Regions from separate parts of the Homo sapiens genome. Here region 1 is linked to region 2. A link is a loop called in an ENCODE intact Hi-C map of the cell type or tissue named here. Cell type or tissue: PC-3. All regions are shown on one strand.

What was found. Peaks named below come from ENCODE experiments on the same cell type or tissue, not always from the same donor. Only the 100,000 strongest peaks of a DNase experiment are listed, where the experiment ranks them.
Region 1: it touches region 2 in a loop (2.8-fold over the local background); 3 of 110 quality-filtered maps call a loop at or near these places.

Annotation. Positions count from the first base shown.
Region 1 is chr1:209,073,901-209,078,900 of GRCh38, reverse strand. The region is part of intron 1 of LOC107985255 (a long non-coding RNA gene); the gene reads left to right. Among named protein-coding and RNA genes, the nearest start is that of LINC01774, 100 kb to the right of the region's middle. In PC-3, CTCF peaks have their summits at 1,812 and 2,014 (motif pointing left); DNase peaks (open chromatin) are centred at 2,010 and 4,120; H3K27ac peaks cover 1,606 bases.
Region 2 is chr1:209,433,149-209,438,148 of GRCh38, reverse strand. No RefSeq gene overlaps it. Among named protein-coding and RNA genes, the nearest start is that of MIR205, 3.5 kb to the right of the region's middle. RefSeq lists enhancers at 2,782-3,379, 3,978-4,577, 4,578-5,000. In PC-3, a CTCF peak has its summit at 2,269 (motif pointing right); DNase peaks (open chromatin) are centred at 2,288, 3,808, 4,318 and 4,708; H3K4me3 peaks cover 1,189 bases; H3K27ac peaks cover 2,682 bases.

The sequences.
Region 1 (5,000 bases), 360 kb after region 2:
TTTTTTCAGATGGAGTCTCGCTCTGTCACCCAAGCTAGAGTGCAGTGGCACGATCTCAGCTCACTGCAACCTCCACCTCCCGGGTTCAAGCGGTTCTCCTGTCTCAGCCTCCCGAGTAGCTGGGATTACAGGTGTGCACCACCATGCCCAGCTACTTTTTGTATTTTTAGTGGAGACAGGCTTTCACCATGTTGGCCAGGCTGGTCTTGAACTCCTGATCTCAGATGATCCACCGGCCTTGGCCTCCCAAAGTGCTGGGATTACAGGCGTGAGCCACCGCACCCGGTCACATTGTTCTTTTAATATGTGACAGCTCTGTGAGATAAGTTGTAGACAAAGGTAATAAACATTTGTGTTTCTTTTTTTTTTTTTTTTTATTTGGCTATTCAGAATCTGAATCCTCTTTTTATGTTTGAAGAATCTGTTGCTTTTTGAAGTGGTCAGTGACCACCTCTGTCAATGTTGAAAATGCCAGATGAAGAGCAGAAAGGAGTATTCCCAATGATGGCAGGGTCTGGAGCTGGATAATTTAGGGTTTAATCCCAGCTCTGCACATATTGCTGGGTACTTTGGTTAAGTTACCTGGCTCTTCTGTGCCTCTGTTTCCTCATCAGTGAAAATGGGGGTGACATACTGATTTCACAGAGTTCTTGTGGGGATTAAGTGAATTAATATATGCAAATACAACAAAAGTGCCTGGCACGTAGTAAATACTCGGTAAATAATAGCTACCATTATCATTCAATTTCCAGCCCCATTAGCAGCTAGGGCATGGGCCCACGACTTGGGTTCCACCAATGAGACATTCACTTTACATACTGACAAGAAAAAGGAAGAGCTACCAAAAAAATCTTTTCTAGTTAGTATCATGTAGCTGCAACAGCAGTAACTATAACTAGTTCTAGAGACTTCAGTGGCAGCCTTTGGATTGCTGGTGCTTCCAGTAAACTATACAATATCCTTTAACACATTCCTTTAACACATTTCTGTTCTTGAATTATTAGGGAGTGTCAGTTGCTTTTATCTAAGAATGCTGATGCATTAAAGCAGCATTATTGGCCAGGCGCGGTGGCTCACGCCTGTAATCCCAGCACTTTGGGAGGCTGAGGAGGGTGGATCACGAGATCAGCAGATCGAGACCATCCTGGCTAACACGGTGAAACCCTTTCTCTACTAAAAATACAAAAAAATAGCTGGGCGTGGTGGCGGGCACCTGCAGTCCCAGCTACTTGGGAGGCTGAGGCAGGAAAATGGCGTGAACCCAGGAGGCGGAGCTTGCAGTGAGCTGAGATCGCTCCACTGCACTCCAACCTGGGCGACAGAGCGAGATTCCATCTCAACAACAACAACAACAACAACAACAACAAAGCATTATTATTTTCAGCTCTTGGCAATTAAGAAATTTTTTCAAGGTCAGGTAGTTAGTGTGTAGTGAAATCAGAATTCCAAACCAGATTTTTCTCATTCCAAATCCTTGCTGTTAAGCACGATGCTGTTCTGTCACAGAGACTCATGGACTCCTACGTTTATGAACGTTAGGAAGGCATCTAGTCCACCCTTCAGTGCAGAAATCTCTCATACAATACCCTAGCTGGTAGTCATCCTACCTCTGTTTGAACCCTATTCATAACAGGGTAATAGTTACCCTGTACTTGTTACTCTGTGCATGTGTATCTACAAAAAGAAGAGCAGCCAAAATGGTGTCTGATAATTGACAATTATCAGATATCTGACAATTATCAGACACCTTTTTGGCTGCTCTTCTTTTTGTAGATAACATGCACAGACTGGATGGTGGATCAAAAACACAGTTTTTGGTAAACACCGTTGTATTAGTTTTCTAGGACTGCTGTACTGACTTACCACAAACTGGGTGGCTATGACAATGGAAATTTATTATATTACTGTTTAGGAGGCCTGAAGTCCAAAATCAGGGTGTCAGCAGGGTGGCTTCCTCCTGGAGGCTTGAGGGAGAATCTGTTTCACCCCTCTCTCCTAGCTTCTAGTGCCCCCTGGAGTTCCTTGTCTAGCAGCTGCAGCACTTCAATCTTTGCCTCCCTCATCACATGGTCATCTTCTATCGGTGTGTCTTTTCTGTGTCTTTGTGTCAAAATATCCTTCTCCTTTCTCTTGTAGAGCCTACCCCAATTCAGCATGACCTCATCTTAACTTGATTACAATGGCAAAAACCTATTTTCGAATAAGGTCTTATTCACAGGTATGAGCATTAGGACTTGAACATATATTTTGGGTGACATAATTCAACTCACAACAACTGATAAGCAAAATTAAAAGACACACTGGCCGATGTGAGAAAGAGGCATATAGGAAAATGAAAGGGCAAGGGACCGGCAGGCAGATTTGTCTGCTGGAGATGGGTCCTGTTCCTCCCTGATAAACTACAGTAGATCTTGGAAAAGGTTCCAGTACTGGCATACATATAGATTAAAACATTAACATTTACCTCCCTGGAGCCCCGCCTTTCCAAGAAGTAACTACTACTATGGGAATTTTTTCAGCCCTGCTTAAAAAATGATTTTTTCTATTAATGTATAATTTTTTTTAAGAATATGAGTTCATGCTGTGTTATAATTCTTATTTGTATTGTTTTCCATCTGGCTATTTTCTCTTGGATTTGTGTCTTACATCAGCAAATACGTCTACCTTATTCTTAATTGTTCCACCTTTGGTCTGCAGTTAGTATTTCTAGTTTTTCACCATTACAAGTAAACATAAGTTAACAAACTTATGCAAAAAGAAATCTTTGTACACCTATGCAAACATTTTAGAGTTGATCCCAACAAGTACTGTTATTATGTCCAAGGGTATGTATTTAAAAATTGTCTTAGATATTACTGTCTTCTAGAAATTAGTTTGTTAACTCATTCTCTCACAAATAGTACGTGATTGTCTATTTTTGTGTATTCTTGCCCATGCTGATTTTTTTTGCTAATATAGAAAAAATATATATACATATATATATATATATATATATATAGAGAGAGAGAGAGAGAGAGAGAGAGAGAGAGAGAGAGAGAGAAAAGCGTATACATTTTTCACCTCTTTCTTATTTTTTATTTATTTATTTATTTTTTGAGACAGAGTGTCACTCTGTCACCCAGGCTGAAGTGCAGTGGTGCGATCTCGGCTCACTGCAACCTCCGCCTCCCGGGTCCAAGCAATTCTCCTTCTTCAGTCTTCCAAGTAGCTGGGACTACAGACACGTGCCACCACGTCCAACTCATTTTTGTATTTTTAGTAGAGACGGGGTTTCACCATGTTGGCCAGCTTGTCTTGAACTCCTGACCTCAGGTGATCCACCCACCTTGGCCGCCCAAAGTGCTGGGCTTACAGATGTGAGCCACCATGCCTGGCTGCCCTCTTTCTTATTCCTGGTGAGGCTGAGCAACTTAATCTTCATTGGCTATTTGATTTCTTCTGTGAATTTCCTGTTCGTATTTTTAAAAATTTAGTCTATATATTTTAAAATTAATTTGTAGGTGTGATTTATATATTTTGGATATTAATCTTTTGTTTCATACAATCATTGCAAATATTTTCTCCCAGTCTTTCCTGGTGTTTTATAATTACTTTCAGTCTTTTGAGTATAGAACCTTTAAAGCTTTATGTAATCACATCTGTTAATTTTTTTCATGTTTCTGTGTCTTCTACTTTTTTCTGATACTTTTATAGTTTTCATTTTCACATTTAGATGCTTGCATTTAAATGGATTTTATTTTTGTGCATAGTGGGAGAGTTCAGACTTTTTTCCAAAAAGCTAATTTCAACACTATTTATTGACTAGTCTACACAAGAAGTTGGCAAACTGTGGTCCAAAGGCCACATTTTGCTCAGTACCTGTTTTTGTACATAAAGTTTTGTTGGAACACAGCTATTTGTTTAGTATTGCCTATGGCTGTTTTCACACTACAGTAGCAGAGTTGAGTAGTTGCAACAGAGACTTTGTCCCCCAAAGTCTAAAATATTTATAATATTGTCTTGTAAAGAAAAGGTTTTCTGATCCCTGATTCCCCACTGATCTGAAATATCTTCTTATATACACTAAATGTCTGTTTGTATAATGACTGAGTGCTAGTTTGCTACTTACTTATGAATCTATTCCTGAGTCAATACCATGCCATACAGTTGTAGGTTTATAGTGTATTTTGATATCTGTATGACAAACACTCATTTATTTTTCTTTTCCAAAAATTTATTTGCTCTTTTACATAAATCATTTTATGTATAAACTTTAGAAATGTCAAATTTTAAAAAACATGAACAAATAAAAACTCTTGTAATTCTGATAGAAAATTTTAGTGAACTTGTAGATCTGGAGAGGATTGACATATTCACTATATTGAGGCTTCTATTTCAGAAACATGGTATGCCTTGACATTAATATTAGACTCTTCTCCTTCATTGAGGAAAGTTTTATAGTTTTCTTCTATAGGTCTTGCTTAATTTCTTTTCAGATTTGTGCATGTATATTTAGCAGATTTTGATTGCTAGTGCACACTGGACATTTGCAGTTTTGCTATTTTGCCATCCATACTCCTTTTCTATGTTGGGAGAATCTCAAGGCATGGGAAAGGAGGGCCTCTGTTTCCTACTTATCTCTCACTACAGAAGATAAAGTAGTGGGGGCATTTTATCTTCCTACCCTGGGTAGCTAGAGAATGGACATATAATTTAAGCTTGGTTAATGAAATGTCACTGTCAGATTGTAAACACTAAGAGGATAAGTCAAAGGGTTAGTTAGAGACTTTTTTTGGCATAGCAGGTGCCTGGAGGCCAGAGTTCTGTTCAGTGGCATGGTGGTGCAATTGCTGGGATGGAGCAGTCCAGCAGCATGGTAGTGGGCATCCAATGGTGGCATCAGTGGTGGTGTGCTATGCCAATTGCCTTTGGCATGATCTTGGCTGAACATTGTTTGCCTTGGTTCTTCCTGAACCCCTGTTCCTAGTCAATGCAGTGGACTACCTAATGCCCTACCAATA
Region 2 (5,000 bases):
GTAATGAAATGTAATTTATATGGTTCTGTTATTAAAAGGGACACTTTCTTTGTTCAAGGCTTTCTTCCTTCTTAGAAGGCAGATGGTCACAGGGTAAGGTAATGAGACAAAAGGAACTCATTCCGTAAAATGTCTTAGTTTCTCCTTTGGCCTGCTTTTTGTCTATTTTCAGGTGAGGATCTCCCTCATGTTGGCAACTTTGCCAGGTGAGTGTTCTCCAGCCAAGAACTTCATACTTTAAAATTAGCTGGATACTTAAAGGAGGGAGTGGTAATATGAAGCCAGGTGTCCAAGGGGTCCAGGTGACATAACGGTCCCCAGTCTCATCTCTGAAAGGTCTTGGGGAGTGACCTCCAGTCTGGGGATGACACTCCTGGTGTCAGAGCTGCCTCAACTTTGGAAATTTCTTTGATGGAACCCACAGGATGGGGCTTCATCAAGAAGCTGCTTCTCCATTGCTAAGCTCAGTGCCCACGCCACAGCAACATGATTGCATCCTCCTCCCTGATCACTGGTTTGCTATTTCTTGCTTGATTTCTATTGATTCTTCTACTTTCTTATGTGCTCAGAATTTTCTTTTTGGCCAGGCACAGTGGCTCACACCTGTAATCCCAGCGCTTTGGGAGGCCAAGGCAGGCAGATCACCTGAGATCAGGAGTCCGAGACCAGCCTGGCCAACATGGCCAAACCCCATCTCTACTAAAAATACAAAAATTAGCCGGGCATGATGGTGTATGCCTGTAGTCCCAGCTACTTGGGAGGCTGAGACAGGAGAATCGCTTGAACCCAGGAGTAGGAGGTTGCCGTGAGCCGAGATCATGCCACTGTACTCCAGCCTGGATGACAGGGTGAGACTCCATCTCAAAAAAGAAAACAAAAAACAAAAACAAAACAAACAAACAAAAAACCAACTTTTTTTTTCTTTATTAGCTCTTCACCAGCTTCTTTCTCACCAGTACTTTTCACCTGCCTTCAGAAAAATAAAGTAAAAATTTGAAATGGCACTTACCCTGGAAAAATTGTTGTATCTTTCTCATTGATCTTATGACAATTTTAAAAAAGAAAACTCTCAAGGCTCCTACAGTATGATACATATACTAAATGTAAAGGTAAACAAAGCAATGAAAACTCTCCTAAAAGGAAGGTGATGGGAGGAGGAGATAATTGTGATAAAAGTTAAGGTTGGCCTGAAGGTGTGACTAAATGGCACAGTAAGTTTAATGCTGGATTTCTGGCAGCCAAAGGTGTGCCTATGCTTACTTATTCCAGCTGAGTGGGCACTAGACAAGCTTCTCGAAGATACTTTTACTTGATACTGAGATTACCATCATCAATAATATTTTTGAGTGCAAGAAATTTACTAGGCCTAGGCACTTGCTAACATGTTTGCATGCATTATCTTACCTAATTCTCATGCTATCATTAAGAGATCGGATAGAGTAGTAGCTCCAAGTGTGAACTCCAGAGTCAGGGAGCCCAGGTTGGATCTTAGCTTTGCCACTCGCAGGCTATGTGATCTTGGGCTGGTCCCTTACCCTCTCTCCTCCATAAAACAGAAATATCAGTCATACCTTAAAATGGCTGGAGACATTAAATGATTTAATATACACAAAGCATGCAGTGTCTGGCTCTTAGTAAGTACTTGCTATTATTATCATTATTTCTATTTGACAGATAAGGAAATTGGGTCTTAGAGAGGTTAAGTGGCTGGCCCAAAGTCCCACAGCCATATCAAATTGGCAGCAGATCTAATTTGATCCCCTCTTAACCACTTCACATGCTGACTCAGAAGCTTTGGGCTGCTCTTGGCAACCTCTTGGGTGCAAATAAGAAATTCCTCAGTATTCTCCTTGAGCAGTCAATGTTCCATTATCTTTGGTGAGAGTTTCTCGTCTATGGATTATCTTCAGGGAACTTCTTCCAGGTGTTTGGCTTGGTGAGTCCACTGGGATAGTGTCTATTTTCAATGCGACTTTAAGTAAAGTTTAAATAATGTGGGAATTGCATTAAACATTATAGTGTGTATTTGTTTATCTATGGATTCTATTTATTTATATTTATTCTGAGCCACCCATCTCTTCCCAAACACAATTGAAAATAGCAGAAATTTAAGTCAATTGCTACTACATTTAAAGTCCACTTCAATGTCACATCCCCTAGAAAGATGCCTTCCTTGTTTTTTCCCATGATCTCAGAATACACAGGTCTCTCTAGACCTGGGTAGTGACGTTGAGGTCCAATGTGGCTGTATTTCCCCCACTGCCCACCAGGTGTCCCACCGGTCCCTGCTATCTGACAGGCAGCAGGAAAAATGGCCATCTTCACCCCTCCAAAAGGTTCCCAGGATTTGAAGGCGGATGGTGGAGAGATTGTGGGGAGGAGGGAGGGAGGCTATGACGAGACTCCCAGATGCTGCTTCTTGTCCCCAGACAAAGAGAATTTTTCACATTATTTTTCTTTGATGTGTAGGTGTCTCTCCAGAAAGCCCAGCCAGTTCCCTGCAATTTAGGAAGCTTTTATTTCCACTAATGAACTGGTGTCTGGCCAGGGCTTTTCATCTCTGAGCTTGAGGTTGGGGCTGCTGTCTGCCTCCTGTTCCTTTTGCCTGAGAGACCCTGACAGCCTCCCTTCCCTCCTCGGCCTCTCCTTTTTCTTCCAGGGGCTGAGTGAAAAAGAGACAAGAAAGAGACTGCCCCTTCTGCCTTGTAAGTTTCCTCAAATATCCCCTGAATCAAGGGAGTACCAGCATGTGACTGTGGCACTAACTAGCCCTCTTGCCCACATTAACCTTATTTGTCCAGATTACTAGTGTTACTGTGGTAGAAATATTTCCTCTCTGCTCTTAGGTAAGACTGTCATTTGCTTCTCTTGCAGTGGGGAGTAAGGGAATTTGGATCCACTGACAAAAATTTAGTAAGTGGGGCATTTTAAATTTCAAAGTAAATCTGTCTCCCTTTGCAGTTCGTTGGCTCCTTGCCTGTCATCAGTACTTGCCTTTTTTTCCTCCCACTTTTCTTTTGGAGGATCACATACAAGTTGGGGAGGCTGCTCCAAAGCCACATGGTCTCTCAGATATTGCCAGCTGTACTGGGACTCTCTGGAGTCCCTTGTCCATCACCACAGGTCACCCCAGCAGAACCTGGGCATCTACCATAGACCTGAGGTGTCCAAATTGGGGCAGTGCTCCAAGCGGTCTGCAAACTGGTGCCCTGATTATAGGTTATTCTGTGATTGAAGTTTCACCTAGAGATCGGCTGAGAATGTGAATGGGATGTCTGCATTTAGCATCAGGTTTTGGAGCTTTGATGTGGGCTATTTCCTCCCGAAGGGCCTTGATAACAAAGACCACAGCACAGTCCTGTGGGAGTTTCTAGCTTCTGTACCCACTGCCTCATTATATGCATGGCTTTTAATATTTGGAGAGCCTTTGCCAATACACATTTTCTCGTGTACTGGGAAACTGGAGCCCGGATGCGATATATTATTGATAGGATTGTAATTTACTCCTCTTGGGTTGTATCTACAGTGTATACCATTAGCACAAAATATTAAATTACCAGTGGTTGTATATATTTGTCTATCCAGGTTTGGCTCAATGATATTTGCCTTTTGCCTCAATAAAAGATTGTGAATAATGAAAGCAGGGTAATATTATTTTGTTGTTGTTGTTGTTGCAAGGGAATTTTGATGAAACCATTTTCTCTGTGTTGTGTTTTTGGCGAGTCATGCTTTGCAATGAAGACATGAGACATAAAAGAGTGGGGGTTGGACATAGAAGATGGATGAGCAGCTTGCTCCAGCTCTGGGCACACACTGGCTTCCCTGGCAAGCTGCTCTGGGCCAGGCTTGGGGCTTTCTTTTTCTGCAAGAGGGAATAAGCAATCTGTGCTGCATTGGTGGGAGGAAGTGGGCAGTTCAGACCTTGGTGCCAGAAATACCAAGCCCTGTGCCTCTCTTGTGAAGATAGCATTTGCATGGGACTTTGGGTGTGGGGGAACCCAACAGCACATCAGGTAGAACCTTTTGTAGTCACAGCATTGTGCCCTGGCTAGTGTTTGACAGTCTACCCTCTGGTCACCATTGTTGGCCATTTTGGTTCCTGCCTCCACCTGGGCCAGGTGGCACATAAATACACAAGCACTTATCTCCTATAAAAAGATTCCAGGTCATAGGGCTCAAACCAAGCTGCAAATAAAAGTGCCACATCGTGTCTGTCGTGTGCTTTTTGTTCTGATCTCAGGGCTTGTTTCAGACCTTGAATGGGAGGTGTTTGCTGGTTAACTAGGAGTTTGCTGGACAAACAGCACCCCACAGTTGGATTTGCTACGCAATTTTTATGAGTAAACATGTTTTTAAAAAATGCCTGTGGCTTGGCTTCTTCATCCTTTTGTTGCCTGTGGGTCTTGGAATGAAGGGGTGGGGGTGACAGAAACTAGGTTTTAAATCTGTATTAACTTGACACAGAAAAATATTTTGGAGAAAGGTTTATTCCTTTTAGTTCCTGCTGGCAATCTGGGACCCTCAGGGGTCAAAAACCAGGGAAGGGTTGGGGGAAGGTGAAGAGACCTATCCCCCTCAGAGGTCACTGGCTGGGGGGCAGGGCTTGGCCATTCAAGTGATCGGTATCCATCTGCAAAGCTGGAATCTCCTTTAGAGTGAGCTCCTAAGAAAAACACCACTCAGCCAAGGAGAGCTATTGTATTTTGCTGCCTGGGGCACATTCTGGAGGTGAAAACCGGTTTTTCTGAAGACTTGTCAGGGCCAGGCTTTGTTCAGAATCTGCCAATTTAGCCAGACTGGCTCCTTAAAGGAGACCCCTTTACCTGAGGCAGGGGCCAATTATAAAAAAGGCTTGTGGATGGCATTCCCTTCATAACTGGGTTGGACTTCCTTCAGACTTAGGAACTTTCTCTTGTTCCACACCTTCTCCTTCCTTAAAAAGGAGAAACATGGAGTAACACACACACACACACACACACACACACACACACACACGCACA